2 separate regions of the Homo sapiens genome follow, and region 1 is linked to region 2. Evidence: chromatin loops called from intact Hi-C (ENCODE). Cell type or tissue: MCF 10A. All regions are shown on one strand. Links, peaks and the distances in the headings refer to the core of each region. The heading gives the core; the rest is flanking DNA.

The links. Hi-C counts contacts between places; a loop is a spot of excess contacts. Peaks named below come from ENCODE experiments on the same cell type or tissue, not always from the same donor. Only the 100,000 strongest peaks of a DNase experiment are listed, where the experiment ranks them.
Region 1: it touches region 2 in a loop (6-fold over the local background); 6 of 110 quality-filtered maps call a loop at or near these places.

The regions. Positions count from the first base shown.
Region 1 is chr1:237,933,468-237,946,130 of GRCh38, forward strand. It overlaps the pseudogene MTCO1P38, the pseudogene MTND2P27, the pseudogene NMTRP-TGG1-1, the pseudogene MTND1P25, the pseudogene NMTRL-TAA3-1 and the pseudogene MTRNR2L11. Among named protein-coding and RNA genes, the nearest start is that of ZP4, 49 kb to the left of the region's middle. RefSeq lists an enhancer at 7,426-8,089. In MCF 10A, for the core only: no CTCF peak of the experiment used is centred there; a DNase peak (open chromatin) is centred at 5,274.
Region 2 is chr1:237,858,875-237,871,537 of GRCh38, forward strand. It overlaps the pseudogene LOC100130331. Among named protein-coding and RNA genes, the nearest start is that of ZP4, 26 kb to the right of the region's middle. In MCF 10A, for the core only: a CTCF peak has its summit at 5,570 (motif pointing right); a DNase peak (open chromatin) is centred at 5,667.

The DNA of each region.
Region 1 (12,663 bases), core at 1,715-9,714, 74 kb after region 2:
AAACCTCTGGAAAATTTTGCTATTTCTGATTCTTGCCCCTTCCTGAGGCTCAGCAAAATCCATCCTTTGTGGTTCCATGGAATTTCCCACTTTTCTCATAATAAAACCTTTATTGCTCAAGGTGCCTCAAATTGGTTTCGCTTAACTTGCCACCAAATGATCTTTACAAAGAACACATAGAATATGAACATTCTTTAGTATTACCATGGTCTGAGCACCTGGCAGGGGTCACAAAGAACCCTAGCGGAAACACATCGGACAGAACATGATGCCATTTTTTCCAAGTCACAAGGACAGGTCACAAGTGCACCCAGGACTCACTTGTCCTCTTTGCATACTGTGTCTAGCTGACTACCAAAGCCTTGGAAAGGTGCCAACATGCCAGTACTTCCTATCTACTTTGACATGATACACTACTAAATATGGGTAGGTTTTGATGTAATAACCTGATATTTTGGTTGTGGGGAATTACCAAATTGGAAAAGAGAGAGCCCACACCAAAAGCAGGGTAATCAGGCAACAACTGAACCACGGAGGATTTCTCAAGGAAAATGCAGTGCTCTTCATTGATTTGGCAGCAAACAAATTCCAAGTGTTTCATGTTTCTCCTCTGGGTTGCCATGTGTATTAGTCTGTTCTCATGCTGCTTATAAAGAACTACACATGACTGGGTAATTTATAAAGAAAAGAGGTTTAATTCACTCACAGTTCTGCCGGGCTGGGGAGGCCTCAGGAAAGTTATGACTATGGTAGAAGGGGAAGCAAACATGTCCTTCACATGGTGGCAGAAAGGAGAAGAATGAGTGCCGAGACCAGCTCGGTCATAGAGACCCTAACCCAGCGGCACTAGAGGAATTAAGACAAAGACACAGAAATAGAGTGCAGAGTCGGAATCGTGGGCCCACAGCCTTCAGAGCTGAGAGCCACGAACAGAGTTTGACCCACATATTTATTGACAGCAAGCCAGTGATAAGCATTATTTCTATGGATTATAGATTAGCTAAAAGCATTCCTTACGGGAAACAAAGGGACAGACTCTGGCTTGTTATCCATAGCAGGAAGATGTCCTTAAGGCACAGATCGCTCATGCTATTGTTTGTGGTTTAGGAACGCCTTGAGCGGTTTTCTGCCCTGGGTGGGCCAGGTGTTCCTTGGCCTCATTCTGGTAAACCAACAACCTCCAGTGTGGGCGTCATAGCCATCATGAGCATGTCACCGTGCTGCAGAGATTTTGTTTATGGCTAGTTTCTCATGGCCTGTTTATGGCCAGATTTGGGGGGACTGTTCCTAGCAGGAGCTGAGCCAAAGGGGAAACCCCTTATAAAACCATAAGATTTTGTGAGAACTTACTCACCATCATGAGAACAGCAGCATGGGGGCAATTGCTTCCATGATTCAACCACCTTATCCTGGGTGCCTCCCATGACCTATGGGGATTATGGGAATTATAATTCAAGATGAGATTTGGGTGAGGACACAGCCAACCCATATCACCATGTATGTACATCTGTGTTCTCTTAGGCATTAAAGATGCTGCCTCTGGGCATGGAAGGCTTTACTTTTACAAATTTAGGAGTGAAACATCAACATAGAAACAGGGAAGCAAAGCAGCTTAGTTTTTAGAATGACTTCAACTTTGTTCTCTGCTTTCTGTAAATCAATCAATGAAAGAATGTCTAAAAACTTTGAGACAGACGGGATTCAAAATGTTTTATGATTCATAATGTGCTTCAAATGTTAGCTGACTACCAAAAGCTGCAGTACATATCAGGCTTTGAAGCACCCCTCTCTCCTTGCCCCATCCTTACTTCCTCATTTTCCTAGGGGTAAAAGATAGGGAAGGAGTAATATTCATACGTTATGTTGGATATGTAATGTTCTGTAGCCAGAAGCCAGGCAGTGAAATGTATAGGGTTGGTACAACAGTAATCAAGGTTTTTGCCCAAGTAATGGCAAAAACCTCAATTGCTTTTGCACCAACCAATATTAAGATGAGAGCTAGAATTAAGATGTTTCCTTGGTCATTCATTGTAAAAAATTGATGATTATTCTACTAGAAGTGCACATTTAAAATTCTTTCATGTATAATAAATTGCTAGTCATGAAGTGTAAAGAACTACAAGAAGTGTAAACATGTCAGTTTTTCACAGAGATGAATATTAATGAAGGACATAACCCTTGTTTACATATTTAGACAAAATTGTGAGATTTCTTGACTTGCTATTACCTTAGCAAATCTCAAAAGTGATTAACGGTTATTTCTCTTTGCTTTTTAAAAAATAGTGTTTGGCCTGATTTTGCTGTTGGATGGGGCCATCCAAGTGTCACAATAATAGGAGAGTTTTATTTTGGGATGATTTAGACTTCTTTGCATACTACTTTTTGCATGGTAACACATTATTCTGCTTTAGAAAGATTTTGCAAATTCCCCATGTTTCAGAAAGAGTCAAAGCAAATGCCCAGTTTTTTCCCTCAGGGTGTTTAGTTGGGACCCAAAGAATGACAGGGGAGGGGACGGCCACCTTACAGACCGTGGACATATAGGACAGAGCAGCCTTTAATTATCAAAATGCTCATCAAACAACTGGTGCAAGTCTACATTATAAAGTGGGCTGGCAGATTTATTTCCAAATGTGTTTTTCTTCTCGTTTTGTTTTTGGTTCATTTGAGGCAAAGAATGTTCCATTGGTTACCTGATTAAACATAAAATTGCTGTTTTCTTAGATTGCCTATTATCAGAGGTAGGTATTAAGCTAGCTATTAATGGTTTGAAATTATTCAAGTTGTGAAAGTGCTATAGATTCGTGAATATTCAGTTCTTGGAAGACTAGAATACATAAAGGAGCTCATTCCTGTGCAGAGGATAAGAACTGGATAAGGGGAAGTGTTGGTTATTCAGGGACAGTTTTTTTTTAATTGTTGACTATATACATATACCTATATATATATAGGTATATGTATATATGTATATAGTTAACTACATATATTTTTAGGTATTTAAAAATAACATTTTAAGTTAAAAATGTTGCATATTATAGTTAAATTCTATACCTCAAATCACATGGGATGTATTAATTTTGCTTTCAGCTTAGTTCCTCTTTACTCATTTGGGCAGTTTAGGTCATAGTACATGTAATATATGATTCTCTGCCAAATAGTATAAAACAAATTTATGTAAATTTTTCCAAAGTACAAAAGTACTTCACAGAGTGATACGATCAGTGAAGGAAGGATGTCTAAAAAAGTTTGGGAAATGCTATGTTTTGTGTTCTCTCTTTGGGATTCACAAAGTTAATTCTCAGAAGTCTTTTAATAAAAAAGGTGTTTAGCTAGAGATTTGCCAAGCAAAAACCTTCTCTGAAGTACTGTCTATGAATATCTCCCAGAAGCTTTGGGAAATGCTGCTGGAAAGCATGGTAATTTGATCAACTCTTGTGCTGAGGCCTCTTATAGAAGTCAAATAGCACACAGTGAAACTGTCTTGATGATGAGCCCACTCAGACATTGGTATTCTCTTGTCCCATTAGCTAGATTTCTGCCTTAAGTTGTTCTCTGTTTGTTGCTCTTGTTTTTGAGTTACTTTTTAAAGTCCTAAACTAGGTCACTACTGGCTGCTCCATAACAAAATCCCCAATTGACACCCTAGACCTCTTATGAATAGGACTCTTTCCTCTGAGCCCATGTGCTCTTGGGACCAGCTCCCGAGGGCATGACTCTGGACATAGTGATAGGCTGCCTGCCTACTTGCATGTCTGCATATTACTTGCCAGTTAAACCACCATGAATAGCCTGGGTTTCTTGTGTTTGTGCAAAACCATAGATATTGGATGTCATTCATTTAACACATATTTATTGAGTGTCTACTCTGTGTCAGACATTCTTCTAGACTCTGAGTACACCAGGGAATATATCAGATAACTTCTCTGCTGTAATGATACTGATGGTTGGGGAGCCAGGTAACAAACACATCGGTAAACAGTGATGTATGCTGTGAATTGGATATGAGGATTGAAAATTCTAGAGTCACAGAACATATGGTGATTTTAGATGTTGTGGGTTAATAAAACTCGCCCTGCATGAGAACCTGAGATTCAGTCCAGCTGTCTAGATCTGTTTCTCTGGTAGTCCGATAAGGGTAAGCATGCCAACTATATTATTAAGCAAGCTTGCTTATGATAAAAATGATGTCACATTAGCAAATTGCATCTGAACCAGAGGCACCGCAAATAAACTCTAAGTTTATTTATTTATATGGAGGTGCTATGCTTTAGGCTTCTTTGAGTCCATGAGTCTTGTAATCAGCATGCTGGTTGTGGAGAGTCTATAAAAAATGCCTGTAGATTTATTGCAAGAGTTATTAGTTCTTGTGGGGCAGAAGGCATTTAAGCCAGGACAATTCCTGCAGTGTGTGACATGGATCTCTTCCTGCCCCATTGTGGACGATAGCACATGAGTTGCTGCAAGGATGCCCAATGCTGTAGAGGGACCCTTGAGACTATGGTTTTAGCAGGCTCAATTTTGTTCCTGTCCTTTTTAGTGAATTGGAGTCCTGCGTGGTGCACAGTTGTCTTATGAGATGACACGTTAAGTGTAACCTAATAAGGTCTCCTGATGGGTGCAGCAAAAGAGGTGATCATAATGAGCAGAACACAAGTGAGGGAGGGAGACAGGTGAAGATGGTCTCAGGCAGGGGGAAGAGCAGGCACGGAGGCCCTGGGGTAGGAGCAAGTTTGTCATGATGAAAGAGGAGCAAGAATGCAAGTGACGCAAAAGATTCGTGAGAACTTCTGCATCTGTGAATTCATGCATGTGCCTAAACTTTTGGAGAGTAGGTGTGGTCATGGGAGTAACACAACCGAATGCAGTGTTCTCAAAGTGCTGTTGGGATCACTTCATTCCTTTTGTAAAATATTCATTAATGCTGAAAAAAATTGAATTCTGATGCTGTTTTGAAGGAACGAAACTGTGACTTATGTTCACAATATACAGAGCTGCTTTTATGTGCCTTTGTGGCCAATATCACATTCCCTGTAGATACACATTTTTCCCAATTTGGGAAACTCGGGGAGAGACAGCTACCCCTATTATCACCTCCCTCTTCCTGTGACCCCAACCCTTCATATGCTTTATGTAACTGACACTCTCAGGGTTAGATGAGCATTACTGTCTTTAGTCTTCAGATGCAAAAGTTAAATGACAGGATCGCGGGTATGCCCTAAGGTGGTGGAACTGAGATATGAACTCAGATCTTTCGACATTTGTTTTTCTACTGCCCCCTGGCGGTGGCGATCTTTGATCAATGAGACACGTATTTGGTTCGCTCCTTTTCCTTTTTAGGTAACTGAACCTTCCTGTGGAGTCTCTCTGCATTTCCCTCATTCCTAAAGAGTCAGTTCCTGTTCAGAATCTCATATTTGGACCTTTAATAGCCTCTGACTTGCTCTGGCTGTTTCCAGACATGGTCTCAGTCATTCCACTTCTGCGATCATTCCCCAGGCTGTGATCATTGGTAAGCTATTATCAGAATGGACCATCTATTTCGGATACTCTATCAATTAACTGCAGATGTGATTGCTTGACCTAGTTGAATGCCCTGCAAAAGAAGGTGTACTCCAAGTCCAAGGAGGGATAGCCTTGATTGTTTTCTCACTTCCCTAGTCTAAATTCAATCTCTTGCTATGTATTTCTGAAAGGATCCCTAACAAATTAAGATTGCTGGAGTTCGATGGGGTTTGGCTGGAAGAGCTAAAATTGGGCTGAGAGAGTTCAGAGGTTGCTTGGCAGCAACAGGGGCAGCAGAGAGTTGTTGCAAAAGGAAGCTATGGTGGACCGATAGAAGAAGGAATGGCTGCTCTATTGCCATCTCAAAGCTGCAGCCAAGAGCCAGCAACTAAGGAAGATGCAGGGTCAGCCAGCCTTGAAAATGGAATAGGTAGCCAGACAGAATTGGGATGACAGAAGAATCAAAGATAGCAAACGGAAGCCTTTAAGATGGCACTGTCCAATAAAAATAGAATGCAAGTCACAAATAGATGCCATGTATGTGCTTAAATTTTCTAGTAGCCACATTACAAAAAAAGTAAAAAGAAACAGGTGAAATTAATTTTATCAATATATTTTATTCAACTCAACATCCAAAATACAACTTCAACATGTGTCAACATAGAAAATTATTAATGAGATAGTCTACATCTTTTTCATACAACAGCTTCAAAACCCACAGTGTAGACCAGGTGTGTTGGCTCATGCTTGTAATCCCAGCACTTTGGGAGGCCGAGGCGGGTGGATCACCTGAGGCCAGGAGTTTGAGACCAGCCTCACCAACGTGGAGAAACCCTGTCTCTATTAAAAATACAAAATTAGCTGGGCGTGGTGGTGCATGCCTGTAATCCCAGCTACTCGGGAGGCTGAGGCAGGAGAATCGCTTGAACCCGGGAAGCAGAGGTTGCCGTGAGCCGAGATCGCGCCATTGCATTCCAGCCTGGGCAACAAGAGTGAAACTCCATCTAATAATAATAAAAAAAAACTCCACAGCGTATTTTATACTTACAGCATCCCTGACGTGGAGTTGGCCGCATTTCAGGTGCTCAATAGCCACATGTGGTTAGCACTACCATATTGGACAGAGCAGCCCTAGGATAATGCTGGATAACAGACAATGATGCAAAGGGGCCCAGAAATGGTAGGGGAAAAGTAATGAGAGAGAGAGGCTGGAGGCTGGAGGCACAGACGGCCCTGACTGGGAGTTGTACTTTTTGACAAAGTGACAGCTTGAAGCTTCATTTTCTAACTTGGACTTTGCCTTTTATAATTTATTATAATGTAACTCTTTAAAGAGTGTGGGTAGGAAATATAGAATATCTGAGCTGGAAGTTCTCTTGGAGACTTTAGACTGAATAATAGGAATTGCAATTTGTTTTCTACTCCTGAAGCTACTACGATTAATTGGTTGAAGCTGCCCAAACCACTGGGTTGAGAAGGATTCTGAGGTTGTATCTTGCCTCAGTAGGAAAGAGCACAGTGATTGTCTTTCAGGGATGACACATATTTGCCATCATCCTTGATATAGTACAAAGGTCTCGAGGTTCTGGAGACCTACTGGACTCTGTGAATTATTACCGAGCTCAGTTTCTTCATTTGTAAAATAGGAATAATTGTCAGGAATAATTTAATTCCTGGAATAATTGTCAGGAATAATTTCAGGATTGCTGTGGACATCAAATGATATATGTTAAGGGTCTAACACATGGTTATAAATGCTAATTTCCTTCTCATTTTCCATTTACTATTTGATCATATTATTTATCAGGGGAAACGCCATATCGGGGGCACTAATCATTAGAGGGACTAGTCAGTTGCCGAAACCCCCAGTTGTAATTGGTATCACCATAAAGAAGATTATGACGAATGCATGGGTGGTAACAATAACATTATAGATCTGATCGTCTCCTAATAGAGTTCCTGGTTGGCCTATTTCAGCTTGAATTAGGAGGCTTAAGGCAGTGCCTACTAGCCCCGCTCATGCACCAAATAGCAGATACAGTGTTCCGATATCTTTGTGATTAGTTGAAAACAATCAATGGTTGATGAACATTAGTGGAAAAAGGGTAAAATGACTGAGTAAGCATTAGACTATAAATCTAAAGACAGAGGTCAAGACCTCTTTTTACCAGCCCTGAGGTGATTTTTCATGTTGAATTGCAAATTCAAAGGAGCAGCTTCAATCCTGCAGGGCTTCTCCTGCCTTTTCCCCCCAGTGGCGGGAGAAGTAGATTGAAGCCAGTTGATTAGGGTATTTAGCTGTTAACTAAGTTTTCATGGGTTTGAATCCCACCGATCTAGCAAGGGCTTAGCTTAATTAAAGTGGTTGATTTGCATTCAATTGATGCAGAATAGAGTCTCGCAGTCCTTAGGTTTATTACAGAAATTAAGTAAAATGTACTTACTAAGGGCTTTGAAGGTCCTTGGTCTTTTTTAACCTAAATTTCTAAATAAATAACACTACTGGAGAGACTGGTAAGAAGAAAATAGAAATGATAAGCAGAAGGAGGAGTAGTATGGTTTTTGTATTTTCGAATTGTCATTTTATTTTCATATTATTAGATGTGGGGAATATTGTCATTGAGACGGAACAAATTAGGCGTATATAAAAGTACAGGTTGAGTAGCATTATAATAGCTATAACGTTCGGGGTAATAAGACTATTGTTTTTTGTAAATTCTTGAATGATAATTCATTTAGGCAGGAATCGTGTTAATGGAGGTAAGCCACCTAGGGATAATAGAATTAGTGGAATTATAGGTGTTAATCATGTTAATTTATTTCAAGTGCCAGATAGTGATAGGGTTGTAGTGCATTTACTCAGGTTAAGTACTAGAAATGTGGTAATTGTTAAAATAAGATAAACAATCAGATTTAGAATGGTAATGTCTGGGTTATAAGTTAGTACTGCTATCATTCAGCCTATGTGAGTACTCGAGGAGTAGGCTAGGATTTTACAGAGTTGTGTTTGATTAAGTCCTCCTCAACTGCCCACTATAATGGATAGAATTGTGGAAGGTAGGAGAATATCCATATTTATTAATGGGAAAATGTGAAACATAAGAGAGATGGGGGCTAGTTTTTGTCGTGTGAGAAGAAGTATGCCAGATATTAGAGAGGTTCCTTGGGTTACCTCTGGGACTCAGAAGTGAAAGGTGGCTATTCCTAGTTTTATTACTAGAACCATTATTATTATTAAGGATGAAAATTGATTAATAGTATTTATTATTGTTCATTGTCTGGAGGACAGGTTATTAGTAAGGATACCTATTATGAGAATTATAGATGTGGTTGCTTGTGTAAGAAAATATTTGGTGGCTGCTTCTGTAGAGCAGGGATTAATTTTTTAAATCAAGATTGGGGTAAGAGCTAGTATCTTTATTTCTAGTCCTGTTCAGATAAGAAATCAGTGTGAGCCTAGCATTGTGTTAAGAGTTCCTATGAAAATAGTGAGGAAAGTAATAAGTTGGGCTAATGGGTTAATTAGTACGGGAAGGATATAACCAACAGTTTTGGGGTATGGGCCTGATAGCTTATTTAGCTGACCTTACTTTAGGACTTGGTGTAATAGGTAGCACGAAGAGATTTGGATTCTCAGGGGTAGGTTCAATTCCTATAGTTCTGGAACTAAGAGGATTTTAACCTCTGTTGTTTACTCTACCAAGTAATTGTTTTGTCAGACATATTTCGTATGTTTGAGGTGGAATTCTGGAAATTAGAATACGTATTGAAGTATATCATATGCAGAATGCTGGTGTAAGTGGTATGGAATTTTTTCATAGAAGTTATATGAGTTGGTCGTAGTGGAATCAGGGGTATGCTATTCAAATTCATAAAAAGAGGGCAGTTAAAATGAGGGTTTTGGTAATGAAATTTATGGTATAGAGTTCTGGTGAATATATAGTGTGCAGTGATCCTAGGAAAATAGTAGTAGTTAGGGCATTTATCACGATAATATTCATGTATTCTGCTATAAAGAAAAGGGCAAATGAACCTGCAGCATATTCAATGTTGAAACCTGAGACTAATTCTGACTCTCCTTCTGTTAGGTCAAAAGGGACTTGGTTAGTTTCTGCTAGCACGCAAATAAATCATATCATGGCTAGGGGCCATGATGGTAGGAGCAGTCATAGGAATTCTTGCATTGTGATGAGTGCATATAAGTTGAATGAGCCACTTATTAGTAGGACTGATAGCAGGATGATGGCTAGGGTGACTTCATGTGAGATTGTCTGGGCCACGGCTCGTAATATGCCGATCAGGGCATAGTTTGAATTGGATGCTCATCCTGATGATAGAATGGAGTAGACGGCTAGGCTTGATGTGGCTAATATAAATAGGAGGCTTACATTAAAATTAATTAGGGGATCCGGTATAGGGAGGGGGGTCCACAAGAGGAGAGCGATAGAAAGAGCCAGGGTTGGGGCAATAATATAAACGGGAATAGTAGATGTTGAGAATTGTAGGGGTTCTTTGGTGAAAAGTTTTATTGCGTCAGCGAATGGTTGGAGCTTTCCATAGGGGCCTACCGTGTTAGGTCCTTTGCGTATTGTATATAGCCTAAGATTTTTCGTTCAATGAGTGTAAGGAATGCTATAGCGATTAGGGTGGGAATAATAAGTAGGAGAAGGTTAATTATAGGCATATTGTTAAGAAGAGGAGTTGAACCTCTGATTGTAAAGTTTTAAGTTTTATGCAATTGCTGGGCTCTGCCATCTTAACAAACCCTGTTCTTGGGTAGGGTGTGTGATGATTTGTTAGATTGAGATAATATCATCTATGGGGCGAGGGCACTTTATGAAGTGGGCCCTATTTCTCTTGTCCTTCTGTACTAGGAGAAATGTTAAATAGATAGAAACTGACCTGGATTACTCTGGTCTGAACTCAGATCACGTAGGACTTTAATCATTGAACAAATGAACCCTTAATAGTAGCTACGCCATTAGGATGGCCTGATCCAACATTGAGGTTGTAAACCCTATTGTCTATATGGACTCTAGAAAAGGATTGTGCTGTTACCCCTAGGGTAACTTCTTCTGTTGATCAAATTATCGAATCAATGTGTGTCAGCTCGCTTACACTAGTGCGGTCTTAGTCTAGGCTGTTTGGAGGTTGAATTATACTCCGAGGTCACCCCAACCAAAATTTTAATGCACAGACAGTATGCTAAGGCCTGTAGGCTTTTTGAAGTTTTATTTGCATTAATGAGTTAAAGCTCCATAGGGTCTTCTTTTCTTATTTGTTTATACCCACCTCTTCACGGATAGGTCAATTTCACTGATTACAAGTAAAAGACAGCTGAACCCTCGTGTGGCCATTCGTAAAAGTCCCTATTTAGGGAACAAGTGATTATGCTACCTTTGCACAGTCAGGATACCGTGGCCGTTGAACATATGTCAGTGGGCAGGCAGTACCTCTAATACTGGAAATGCTAGAGGAGATATTTTTGGTAAACAGGCCGAGTAAGATTTGCAGAGTTCCTTTTACTTTTTGTAATCTTTCCTTAGAGCATGCCTGTGTTGGATTAACAGAATAAATAATAAGGTGCTTGTTATATTGCTTATTAATATTAGGCTGTTAGTTGTCAGTGGGTTATTCCAGTCTGATATAAGCTTATGCAATGGAGAATATTTTCACGTTACTTATGTGAACATTATTGCTTCTATTAAATAACAGATTAGTCCAAGGTGTTGTTAGGAGTTCAGTAAAGTGATTAGAATTTAAGATAATTAGATGTTGAGGTTGAACGCTTTCTTAATTGGTGGCTGTTTGTGGGTCAACTATGGGGGTAATATTTTTTACTTTCTACAGAAAAGTTATTCCCTAGGGTCTAAAGAGCTGTCCCTCTTTAGACTAACAGACTTACAGGGAGCTTAAGTAATTCTGTGGGTAAGTTTAAAGTTGAACTAAGATTCTATCTTGGACAACCAGCTATCACAAGGCTCCGTAGGCTTGTCACCACTACTCATGAATTTTCCCACTATTTTGCCACACAGGTGGGTGTGCTCTTTCAGCTGTTCTTGAGTAGCTCGTCTGGTTTCGGGAGACTTGGCTATGGTTCTCTGTGTCAAGTTATTTCTAGCTAGTACATTATGCAGAAGGTAAAAGACTTTATCTTTGCTTTTTAGTGCTTAATTTAGTTCTTTCATCTTTCCCTTATGGTAGTGTATCTACTGCATCAAGGCATAAATTTCTATCGCCTACACTTTCGTCTAAGGTAAATGGTTTGATTGAGATGATTTAATAATATTTTTAGCGAGGTTTGGGGCTAGAATCGGCTCCATGTGATCAGGTCGTGATGAAATCTTCCAGGTTTAAGCCGGATGCTTTAGGTTAAGCTACACTTTGTCCAAGTATGTTTGTCCAAGCGCACTTTCCAGTACGCTTACCATGTTACTATGACTTATTTCCTCTGAATGTATGTAGAGAGTTTTAGCTATAATAATTTTTAGAACATTTGAGGAGGGTGACGGGCGGTGTGTGCATGCTTCATGGCCTTATTCAACCAAGCACTCTACTCTTGGTTTCCTGCTAAATTCTCCTTGAGCCCTTAGATTTCATAAGGGTTGTAGTAATATTTTCTGGGTATAGAAAATGTAGCCCATTTCTTGCCACCTCATGGGCTACGCCTTGACCTAACGTTTTTATGTGTGTACTTGTGCTTACTTTATTACCTTTTTAGGGTTTACTGAAGATGGCAGTATATAGGCTGGGGGCAAGAGGTGGTGAGGTATATCGGGGTTTATCGATTATAGAACAGGCTGCTCTAGAGGGGTATAAAGTACCTCCAAGTCCTTTGAATTTTAAGCTGTTGCTTGCAGTATTCTGGCGAATGGTTTTGTTAGTTTAACTATTAGAGCTTAGGGCTAAGCACAGTGGGTTATCTAATCCCAGTTAGGGTCTTAGCTATTGCGTCTTGAGGATATTAAAGCCACTTTCGTAGTATATTTTATTTCAGCTGGAATTTTTCACAACGTAGATGGAGTTTAGCTTTATTGAGGGCAAACCTTAAACACTCTTTACACCAAGTTCTATTAGCTTGGGCTAATCACATGGCCGCGGTGGCTAGCATGAAATTGACCAACACTAAATATCAGTATAGCTTAAACTTTCGTTTATTGC
Region 2 (12,663 bases), core at 2,393-10,392:
CATCTAATGAAAGAAACTAAATCAGTAATTATGATAAAATCTCCTGGGGTAGTGAGAAAGGAGGAGGAAAGTGGCTTTAACAAATGCATATTTAATGACTTAGCAAGATAAGATAATTAGGCATAGTCTGCAGAACGGTGGGTTGGGGGTGGTTGTGGTGGAAAGACTGCCACAAAACTGTGAGATCAAAGCTCATTTATAAAGTAATTAAATCCCGGGTACAGCTGTTGCCCAAAGGAATATTCATTTTCAAAAAATTTTCATCTTTGACTCAACTTTTGAAAAGCTGGTTATGCCTAAGCCTTAGGGCACGTTAGGAAATCCAGCTGGATTTGGGAGTCGATACTCAACAGGAAGAGCTGAATTTGCATCCTAGGGCCTTCTTGCTCCAGCAAATGATGTGGGCAGTGAAGTTATGACAGGCTCTCTCTGTCTTCCTGTGCTTCAAATACCTTCCTCATTTAATACACAGTGGCCTTTAGAAGTAGGTATCTCCACACATGTCCACAGAGAGGGAACAACACACACCAGGGCCTGTTGCAGGATTGGGGGTGAGGGGACGGAACTGAGAGGACGGGTCAACAGGTGCAGCAAACCACCATGGCACACATATACCTGTGTAACACACCTGCACACTCTGCACATGTATCCTGTTTTTGTTTTTTAGAATAAATAAAAATAATTTTTTAAAGAAAAGTAAGCATCTCCATTTTACCATATCAAAAATGTGAGGTGGTTAGATTAGTTGAACTCAGACATGTTTCCATGTTTCACTTTGAGTCTTGGGTGCAGACACTGACAAGGGCTCAACTGTCATGATTCATTGCTGAAAGGGAAGAAGGTAAAGGAAGCTCTCATATCTTCCAGATGCCTTACACAAATGGCACATGTTGTATACAAATTTGGTAAGAGCTCTTTAACACATTTCCCATTTGCCTCGGAAATACTGCTCGGGCAGCGAGCTTCACTCGTTTTTCCTCTAACCAGGAAATGGGTTAAGCCCACAGATAGAAGTATGATTATTATATCGAGTTTTCCTACAAATAGAAAATAAATGTACTGGTCAGGGTTATTTAAGCATCCCCCTCCCATTGCCAATTACAGACTTCATGGGAAATTAGAGTTGCCATATTCTAGTTTACTCACCAGAGCCTTTGGAGTTTGTTTTGAGTTTGTGTCAATTCTATAGAAATGAATTAAGACAGAGGAATGGGAAGTGAAGCTTCTGGATCTGTAAAGCTTCTGGATCTGAAAGTGGCAAATGCCCCAGTTCTTTCTTTCTTCCAGGCCTCATTAGCTCTGGTCATGCCCTCCTCACAGAAGGCAGCTTAACCCTGAGTCTACAGGTTTCATTAAAATTGCTGAGTAATCGCATGAGAAAAACCCCTACGATAATAGGTATTGATCTTCTGGCATAGTTATTATGATTTTAAATTATAAATCACATCTAGTCAGGTATCAACCAACATCCACAAGGAAACTATTGGTTCAAAATGTATTTATGTATGTATGTATTTATTTATATTTATTTATTTTTATTTTTTGTTTTTGAGACAGAGTCATGCTCTCTTGCCTAGGCTGGAGTGCAGTGGCACGAGTTCGGCTTGCTGCAACCTCTACCTCCCAGGTTCAAGCAATTCTCCTGCTTCAACCTCCGTAGTAGCTGGGATTACAGGTGCGCGCCGCCACACCTGGCTAATTTTTTGTATTTTAGTAGAGATGGGGTTTCACTGTGTTGCCCAGGCTGGTCACGAACTCCTGAGCTCAGGCAATCCACCTGCCTGGGCCTCCCAAAGTGCTGAGATTACAGGCGTGAGGCACCGCACCAGGCCCAAAATGTATTTACTAAGTGGCATCTACATGCTGGTTGCTATGGGTACAAAGATTAATATTAATAGCAATAAAAAGAATAATATGTATATAGTGTATACTGTGTGCCAGGTACTATCCTAAATATACATATATATTTAGAATATATACATTTATGCTAGATGGGGTATGTGTGTATATAAATATACTTCTTTAATTCTCACAATAAAAATTATCTTCATTTTACAGACAAGGAAACTGAGGCAAAAGGAGGTTAAGTAACTCACTAGAGGTAAGACATTCTGAAAGAATTCACTCTGGTGGGGAACAGACACAAAGAAACCACACAACCATGTGATAATGCGATTACAGAACATGTAAGAAGTGCTCTTACAGGGAAGGAAGACAGCAAGGTGCGAAGAACACCTTCTGGAGGAGATGAGAAGCCTTCCTTAGGCAGATGACATCTGAGTGACTCTCGGAAAACGAAAAACAGCTTTCGAAATAGGACAGGCAGGGCATACAGGGCATAACAGAAAGAGGTCATCCAATCTATAGCTTTATTCATAATTGCATCATATTGAAACAACCAAGATGTCCTTCAGTAGGTGAATGGATAAACAAACCGTGGTACATCCAGGGAATGGAACCTTATTCAGCAATTCAAAGAAATGAATAATCAAACCACGAAAAGACATGAAGGAAACTTAAATGCATATTCCGAAGTGAAAGGAGCCAATCTGAAAAGGCTATATACTGTATGATTCTAACATATGCCATTCTAGGAAAGGCAAAACTATAGATAGAGACAGTAAAAAAGATCGGTGGTTGTCAGGGATTAGGGGTGTGTGGGAGGAGATGAATAGCAGAGGACAAGCAATTTTTAGGGCAGAACGACTTTTCTGTATGATACTGTAATGGATATATGACAATATTCATTTGTCAAAACCCATAGAAATTACAACACAAAGAGTGAACCCCAATGGAAACCATAAACTTTAGTTAATAAAAATATATCAATAATGTTCCAATTGTAGCACATGTACCACAGCAATGCAAGATGTTAATGCTATGGGAAACTGGAGAGCAGGGAGAGGAGGAGGAGTATATGGAAACTCTGTACTTTCTGCTCATCCTTTTTGTAAACCTAAAACTTCTCTAAAAATTAAACTCTATTGAAAGAGAAATAAAGGGAGAAATAGCCTTCAAAATATTACAGAGAGAGCATTATAGAAAGAGGGGCATTGAGTCTTCAGAGTGCTTTCCAAAACCTGAATTAATCGTGGAGTAGGAAATATTAAGTCATGAGTAATTTATAACTTAGTATAAATTATTAGTTCATTTTCCTTGCTGCTGTCATTAGCTGGTTTCAGGATGTGAAGAAATGAAGATTCCCTTGGCTGCAAGTGAAACCTAGCTCAGACTCCCTTCGAGTAAAAGGAAGTGTACTGGCTGACGTAACCTGGAAGTCCTAGGTGCCACTTCCGGCATCGCTGAATCCAAGAGTACAAATGAAGTCACTGTAATGCATCTCTCTACTCACTACTTCCTCCTTCTCTCCCTCCGTCTCCCTCCTCCCCTCTTTCTCTGTCGTGCCTCAATTCGATGCACTTCTATCAGGTTGTCTTTAAATAGTGTAGTGATAGCCCCTAGCAGGTCCAGGCTCATGTGATTTTTTTAGTTCTTCTGAGGGGAAACTGTCTTCTCTATGTACAGGGGTTCCTGGGAAAGACATGAGGCTGGAGAGCCAGGCTGGTAAACAGACAGCAGCCAAAGCAGGCCTGAGGATGAAGAAGCAGGTCACAGAGCAAAGTCACTCCATAGGAACCAGCTAGTGAGGTATATCACCATCACCCCTACCACTTCAGGACTCAGTGAATGGTACCCCGGTTACGCTTTGGCCAAAAAATAAGAGCAAGGACATTAGAGGCAATAGGGCCCTGACCTATGTACTGCTTTTCTTATTCTGCTGTGACTGAATACTGTGCCTCCAGCACCTATACCATTCCTATTTCAAGACTACTTTTTGAGAGTCACCTTAGTGGAGGAGACAATGAAACCCCCGTTTGAACAGGTACCAAATCCCACAGCTTTAACTCTATTTGTGCCTTATGTGAAAGGGTCACATGAATTTAAAAAATGTATATTCTAATTTTTCCCATTGTGTTTCTGCAGATCTTGCCGATCCAGAGTCAGTGACCCAGGCCGCAGTTTGAGAAAGTGATAGCTGATAGAATGTCCCTATGGCTGCCTTAGGACACTCAATAAGCATCTAGTACATGAGAAAAATTACATCTGCTTTGCCTCTTATTCTTCTCCAAGGACTCTAAGAATCTAAGTTGTGACACCAAGATAGAAAACAAGATAGTAAAATAATTCTCTGTTATCATCATCTTCTACATTAAATAACTCCCCTAGATAGCTCTATTGTCTAGAGGTCAGTGATGTCCACCAGAACTTTCTCCAGTGATGGGAACGTTCTTAATGTAGTAGCTACTAGACACACATATAGCTACTGAGCAGGAAGTGTGGCTAGTGTAAACTAGAACTGATTTTTAAATTTTATTCCAATTAATATGAATTCAAATTCTACACATGGCTAGTGACTGTCTTATTTGACAGCACAGGTCTTTACAGTCTAATGTTAACCCTTACTAACAGAATGTGCCCCACCCACAATTAAGTGGCCATGTTTTGTGTTACATGACCTTACCCTCCCACCTGATTGGACCACAGGCAGTTACCGGCCCCCAGGACAGCCAATCACAGGCTGCTAATGATCTATACTGTGAAACCTGACTCCATAGGTGAGCTACACCAATCATATTTCTCTCTTTGGATTTTGGAACTGGGAAATTGAGAGGGGATTGGCTATGGGAGCTGAGCTTACTTCATTACACAGACTCAGGGCCCCGGTGGTAACTATGGGCCACCTGCAAACTGGGGCTATGAGAAAACAGGAGTCCTGGTATGTGTTAAAAGGGAGAGCTGGCTGCTGCAGATCGGGGAGAATGGGGTCAGACGTGCTCACAAGAGCAGAAGCTGTGAGGGACCCTCACGGCCCATGAGAAAGAGGCAGGAAGCAGCCTTGGGTTTTCTCTTTGGGGCTTGGCTGTATTTCAGCATGTGTTTATGGCCGCTCACAAGATTCTCTTATTTATTTCCTGGAAATGCGCTCCCTTAGCATAAGCCAGAATGAGTGGAACTCTCTTTCCTGTCATCTAGACCACTTTTAATGAAATTATGATATTGTAATATAAATTATAAAGAAAAGCATGTTATGCACCCTAGAAGTCAATATATTTTTGAGCTGGAAGGAAATTAGGAATCATGGAGTTTAATCTCATCATTTTAAAGATGAGATGGAAGCTATTTTGAAATGTTGCTGTCTAAAGTCACAGAGCTGGTTTCTGAGAAATTTTCAAGTATTAATTTGCTTTCTGAAAGTTTGTTAGAAAAACCAAAATGAAACAAAAAAATCTGTCACTGTAGTTTTTGAGAGAAAAATAAAATACAGTAGTGGATGGATACCTCAGTTTTAAGATGAATCTAACTTTTTAACAGGGCTTACTAACCTAATGGGGTTTCGTTAATAGTTAAAATCCACATTTTACAGGTGTTTGCCCCTAAGTGAATAATTCAGGGTCTCTGTTTTCTGCAAAATATCCTCCCACCCAAATATTTCTGGGGGGCCATGGCGTGTCTCCTGCAGGGTATCGAGGAGAGCTTCCCCAGATGCTCTGCCTCCAAGCGCCACGTGGGGGCGCTGCCTCACCACTGCCTGACCTGCGCACGTGTCCGGGAGAGCGCTGACCTCCGGGCCAAGGCCACTGTGTACTGGCCATTTGCCAAAGCGGAGCTGGCCTCCGCGCGGTTCCCAATTAACCAAAGCCACGTGGATTTGTCATCAGAGCGTTCAAGTGACACGGCCGGGCCCTGCGCGTGTGGAGTGCCTGGTGAAAGCTGCTCCTTGGTTTCTGCTTCCAGCCATAAGGTTCAGACAGGAACCATGAACCCAAGGGCTGGATCAAAAATAAATGTGTCACACAGACAGCTCTCTGTGAGTTCCTCTGAGTCTCTGACAACCTGGGGCCACTTCCCACATCCCGACCTCTTCCTGTTCTCCAATACTGCTTTAAGCACGGTACAGCTTGTGTGCCAGCCAGTGCTACTTCAGGTGGAAAGCTTCCCCTCCCTCCCCTGCCTCCCACAGGAGGCTGGGCACCAGTCGCTGGCCCATGTTTCCACCTCTGATGCACTTCTTTTGGGGCCACACTCCTGGTCCTCTCCCCATCTCCTGCTGTCTGGGGAAAAGGAGAGGCTTACCAGATGAGTGAGTTAGAGAGAGGGGACAGAGCCCGGGGGCCAGTTCCTTCCCCTCTGCAGAGCTCATCTCTGCCAGAGGCCTCTGTTCCTGCCTCCAACACTCTTGAGCTGAGTTGCACAGGCCTTTGTAAAGGGGGCCTGCAGTTTTCCATCTCTGTCCAGGATTGTGTGAGCACATTTAATTCTGGGACGAAATCCTAATAATATTATTTTTGAGCCTCCTCAAGTTAAAACTCACCGCCTATGTACTTGACACTATATTAAGTGTTAAGGATTCAGAGAATACCAAGAAAAGCTGTAAGAATCTCCAGAGAGCTGGTGTCTGGGGAATAGGGACAGGAGGTGTTAGTGCCACTAACCAAGACTGGAGACATCTGCAGAAGAGGGTCAGGCCAAGTCAACCTTGGTCTAACACAGTTCGTGGCATTTTTGGTTTTTTAATTGATACTCTTTTTGAGATGGAGTCTTGCTCTGTCACCCAGGGTGGAGTGCAATGGCATGATCTCGGTTCACTGCAACCTCCATCTCCTGGGTTCAAGTGATTCTCCTGCCTCAGCCTCCCGAGTAGCTGGGATTACAGGCACCCGCCACCATGCCCGGCTAATTTTTGTATTTTTAGTAGAGATGGGGTTTCACCATGTTGGCCAGGCTGGTCTCAAACTCCTGACCTCAAGTGATCCACCCACCTCAGCCTCCCAAAATGCTCGAATTACAGGCATGAGCTACCATGCCTGGCCATGGACACATTTTTGAGTGAGGTTGCAATTTTATAATAGTGGTTTTTTTCTTAGTTGAGATTGTAATAGAATAATTTTAATGATATAATTGTTTTAATGGTAGAATTTAATGCACTGTTTTTTCCATATAGCATTGTGATTTCCAAGTGTAAAAATGTACACTAATAAAAGAATTTTTGAATTAAAGTAGCAAAAAAACTTTACCCTATTACTTGTATATTTCCTTCCAGTCTTTTTTCCCCTCTGTGCAGGTTTTATGTGCCTTTGATGATATGTTTGATTTTAATTCAACTGTAATTATTTTGTCATTTTCTATCCAGAGTTTGTCACTTAAGACTATCTTATGAGAATATTTTCATAGTACAGTCTTCATAAAGATAAGCAAAAAATGGTCATAATATATTTGACTAACCAAATATACTCTAGTTTAATGATTTCTCTATGTTTGGACAATTATTTCAGTTCCCTCCACCTTTTGCTACTATAAATTGACTAAAGGATAGAGCATTTGAAATCAGAAATAAATGGCTGTAACTCTAGCCTTGACGCTAGTAACCTAGGAGCTTTGTGTAAGCTCCTTAGTCTCCTTGAGTCTGTTTTCTGTGAAATGGGAATATGTAATTCTTACTTCATAGGTTATTTTAAGCAATAAATAAATGTTGTACACGAAGCACCAAGTACAATGCTTAACATCTAGTACATGTTTAATAAAAGTATTTCCTACCTCTCTTTCCTATGACATGAATACATAAATAAATTATGTGATTTCTGACAGGCCCTACCTAGCAGACAATTGCAGATCACTAGGGGAATATATTAGATAAGTACTTTGATGTATTAAGGCACCAGCATTTTACAAAACGAATGATGAAATTTATGTCTTTGGCCCAAAAGAGTTTACAATTTAGAGTTAACAATTTTCCACCTGTCCCCAAAACCAGTAGAAAGTTGAATAATAAACAAACCTGCATTCAAATGGATAACCTTCATGAGTCAGGCCCAATATGAGCTCTTCAATGAGTTTTCCTTTAGCATAGAATCTTTTCCCTTCATGATTGCTATTAAGATGTATTTGTTCATTTGTTCACTCATCTGGGCCTGGACCTGTCTAATAAGTCAGGAGGTGACTTGAGTCCACTCCTGAGTTTTGAAGATGGCATCAGCCTTAAGGAGGCTGCTTACCTTCCTCTTTGCTGGGGGGCTGGTAGTGGCAGGGGGAGGGCTTCTTACAGTATGTGTGAATGCTGAAACAATTTATATGTAATTTTGATTAAAGGCTGCCTGCTCTCCACTGGGAACTGGACCTCTGATGATGAACTTTCTCCTTGTGCCATCTACTCTTTCATCAAGCAAAGCTTCCTGAAGCATCTGCTGTATCAGGAGCTCTGCTAAGAGACACAGAAGAGACTGTGACTACCATTTCTATCAGGTAGCTGGTAGTCTAGTGGGGAGGAAGACCTGGGGTAAATTGCTGCTAAAGATAAGTACTATGATGGAGGCTTATCAAGCATTCATTCATTCAATGATAAATGTCTATTGATTATGAGACACCAGTCAGACCTGCACTGGAAACTAAGGATGCAGAGATGAGAAAACATTCTGGTCCTGTCCTTGTCCATCTGTCCATCCTGTCTAGGAGCTGCTTGGCACTACCAGCATTCTTCTCTCTCCTTTTCTCAGTGGAAATGAATTCAACCAGTGTTGTAGTTGGCCAGCAGTTTAAAATAGGACAGTGAATAAAACAAGCATTTTCCCCCTAGGAACTCAGACAGTTGGGGCTAAAGGATTTCACTCTTATCCCTTTGTACCAGATCCTGCCTTGAGGTAACCTGAGACGGCTGGCTTTTCAAATCCTGTGTGTTCTTTCCTAGCTGGAAGTTTGTTCTTCCTTTGTTTTAAAGTGGGGGGAAATTTATGTAAATGGATCTCAGTCATGCAAAGAAGATTTAATTGGTGATTTAGGGGTATAATCTTTTTCCTCCATTGAAAACTTGGAACTGGATTGTTCTTGTCTGAACCTAAACTGTTTTCTTCCCAGGAGTCCTGACTGATTGGGGCTCATCCCTCTTTGGCTGGGAGTCTAGTCCTGGGAGTGCAGGGCTTGTGTCTTCTCCTGTTGTGCTAATTTCCCCTCAAGGAACTGTGTTGGCCCCTTTACCTAAGGATGGAGAAAAGCCTGATATTAATTCCCACTCCTCCTTGAGGACAAAAGGGGAGGAAATAATAGAAGTGTGGGGCTTTCAAAGGGAAAGCCCTAATTCTAAATGATTCCACTAATTAGCCATAGGACCCTATACCTGGTCCCTCCAGGAACTGAGATGGACTGGGTGGGCGATAGGGGTGGGGTGTCAGGGAATTCTAGTGAAACCAGGGAAGGAAACCAACTTACATGTAGAAATTGGGATTTATAATCCTTTGGGTATATACCCAGTAATGGGATTGCTGGGTCAAATAGTATTTCTAATTCTAGATCCTTGAGGAGTCGCCACACTGTCTTCCACACATGCACACACATGTTTACTGCAGCACTGTTCACAATAGCAAAGTCTTGGAACCAACCCAAATGCCCATCAATGATAGACTGGATAAAGAAAATGTGCCACATATACACCATGGAATACTATGCATCCGTAGAAAAAGATGAGTTTATGTTCTTTGCAAGGACATGGATGAAGCTGGAAACCATCATTCTCAGCAAACTAACACAGGAACAGAAACCCAAACACCGCATGTTCTCACTCTTAAGTGGGAGTTGAACAATGAGAACACATGGACACAGGGAGGGGAACATCACACACCTGGGCCTGTCAGGGGTGGAAGGCTTGGGGAGGGATAGCATTAGGAGAAATAACTAATGTAAATGATGAGTTGATGGGTGCAGCAAACCAACATGGCCCATGTATACCTATTAACAAACCTGCACGTTGTGCACATGTACCCCAGAACTTAAAGTATAATAATAAAAAATAAATAAATAAATTGGGAGTCTGAAACCCCTTTGACTTCTGTGATCTGAGACACCAAAATAGATGACCCTTTGTTAACGAAGACAGATCCTGAGGTTAAGGAAATGAAAGTTACCTACAGGTTGAGGTCTCAGGGCTAGACTGGCATGGCAACTTCCTAAATTCCTATGGCTACAAGAAAAAACACACTTTTGCTAAACTCCCTAACAGTAGGAGCTATCAGGAAAATTGTCAGACACTTCCTAACTCTGCTTTACAATCCAGACTCGTACAACTCTGATTGGATAGAGGACCATCTTGCAAACATTCTTTCCTGATAAGCAACTGCAGACCTGAAGTCAGTTCCAGCCAGATCTAGAGACAGCGCACAAAGTGTCTTTGTGTTCTATAGTTCACCTTTTGATGTAGAGCCAAATTCTACCTCATTTTAATCTAAAACCCTGCCCCAAAGTAAACTGAGCTCTCTGTTACATGTGTGTTTACCCATTGTGCATACACAAGACTCCCCTCATAAATATGTATAGCTTTCCCCCAAATCTATGTATGATTCTACTGTGTAATATGGACCCCGTGAGGCATAAAAGCCAACCTGCTCTTCCCTCTTCAAAGAGAAATCACCTTCAGTACATGCCAGAGACAGTCTCTTCTGGTACTGCAAACTGATACCACAAACACAGTTCACCATTCTGCTGTTCAGCCACACTAGTGGTCTTTTGGATGATGATCTTTTCACTTTTCCTCTTTGGGGCTTCCTTTCGGTTTCCTTTGCCTTTAGTTTTGAAGTACAGCTTCTTTTGAAAACTTCACCTAACTCTCTCATATACTGCTGTATTACATTTTGAGAAACTGGGCAATATACATGTCATTTGACCCAGCAATTTCACTTGAAGGAATTTATCTCAAGGAATAACAAGTACAGTACATAAAAGTGTCTGTATAAGGGTGTTCATCCCTACATTGTTTATAATACTGTAAAGACTGGCCATGATATAAATGTTTACCAAGTGAAGACAGCACAATAAAGACTGGTATAGCCATACAATGGAATGCCATGTAGCTGTTTGTAAGGATATCTATATTTGTTTTAAAATATTTCATCATATATGGTGTGTTAAGTTATTCCTAAGTATAGCCATTGGCTCCCTTTGAAATTAAAACCCGTAGGAATGGTCAGCTAACATTGTCATCAGGAAGCTCTCACCCAGTGTGACCACTGTCAAGATCCTCCTCTTTCCCACCTCTTCATCAAACGTGGAGGCTTTGCTAATGGCTGGAGTGATTGTTAAGAATGGTCTTTATTGGCAAAATCAGTTATATTGAAGATTGGGTCTAATGAACTATTTGAAACCCTATATTTGCCTGAAAAAGAACATAAGAATGGAGCAAGGCCTGTGGCCTATGATGACACTTGAGATTCCATCCCAAAATCCAGGGGCCAGTTTAGACTCAGGTTCACCTTTAGACAGCACTCCAGTTGGGTCTGGATTCGCTTTCCTGGTGCCCAGACTGACCAAATTCTATGATATTCCGCATTGGCTACGTGAAGCTTTTCTGCACGATGGCAAAAGACCTAGAGTTGGGCTTTCCCCCAGCTCATGAAATAGATGACATGACTATTTTTGTGATCCTTTCTCTTTGTGTGTGTGTGCGTGCGTGTGTGTGTGTGAATTTGACCTTGTTTTCATTCGTGAGGGGAATAGCTGACTCTCATGATCTCAAAATTTTCTGTAGCTACCAATCTCTACCAAAGTGAACTTAAGGCATATACATGGCCAGATTGGCTAATGTCAGTTGGCCACACCATTTAATGATGATGCAGATTTACATCGTTAATGTGGAGATGTCTGTGATATATTGGTGCATTTGTTATCTGCTGCTGTGCAACAAAGTACCCCCAAGCTTAGTTGCTTAAAACAATAATTGTTTATCATCTATCACAAGTTCTGCAGATTGGGAATTCAGACAGGATGCTGTAGAAACAGCTTATCTCTATCCCGAAGTATCTGGGACCTGGATTCATTAGAGGTACATTCTCTCATATGTCTAGGTACGTTCTCTTACATAGCTAGGTGGTAATGCTGTCTGGCTGCTACAAGACTAGCTGGGACCACTTTACAGCATGTGGCTGGGACCCAGGGGCAGGTGTAAAAAGAGAGAATGAGTGAGTGCCAGATGGAAGCCATATGCTTTTTCTGATCTAGCCTCAGCATTAACCCCCGACTATTTGCAGCATGCTTGTTAGTTAGAAGCCAGTCACTAAGTCTATCCCATACTCAGGCCAGAAGAGAGAGTACTTTTTTTTTGAGGTGAAATTTTACTCTTGTTGCTGAGGCTGAAGTGCAATGGCGTGATCTCAGCTCACTGCAACCTCCACCTCCTAGGTTCAAGTGATTCTCCTGCCTCAGCCTCTCGAGTAGCTGGGATCACAGGTGCCCGCAACCATGCCCAGCTAATTTTTTTTGTATTTTTAGTAGAGACGGGGTTTCACCATGTTAGCCAGGCTGGTTTAGAACTCCTGACCTCAAGTGATCTGCCCACCTTGGTCCCCCAAAGTGCTAGGATTACAGGCGTGAACCACCATCCCCAGCTGAGAGAAGATTCTTAATAGCTCTTAGGAGTGAGGAGATTTTTCCAAATTCCCTCTGCAGGAATTCTCCAGCCTCAGAGCTGGGGTACTCACGCACTCACTCCAGAACCAGCTAGTAATAAGAGGGATGGGATTCCTCTCAGACAAAAGAGGCCTCCTCCCAGAACTGGGGTGGGGTCAGCATCACCTATGAACACAGATATACGGGGTGGAGTGGCTACCTGATTAAACGATGCTT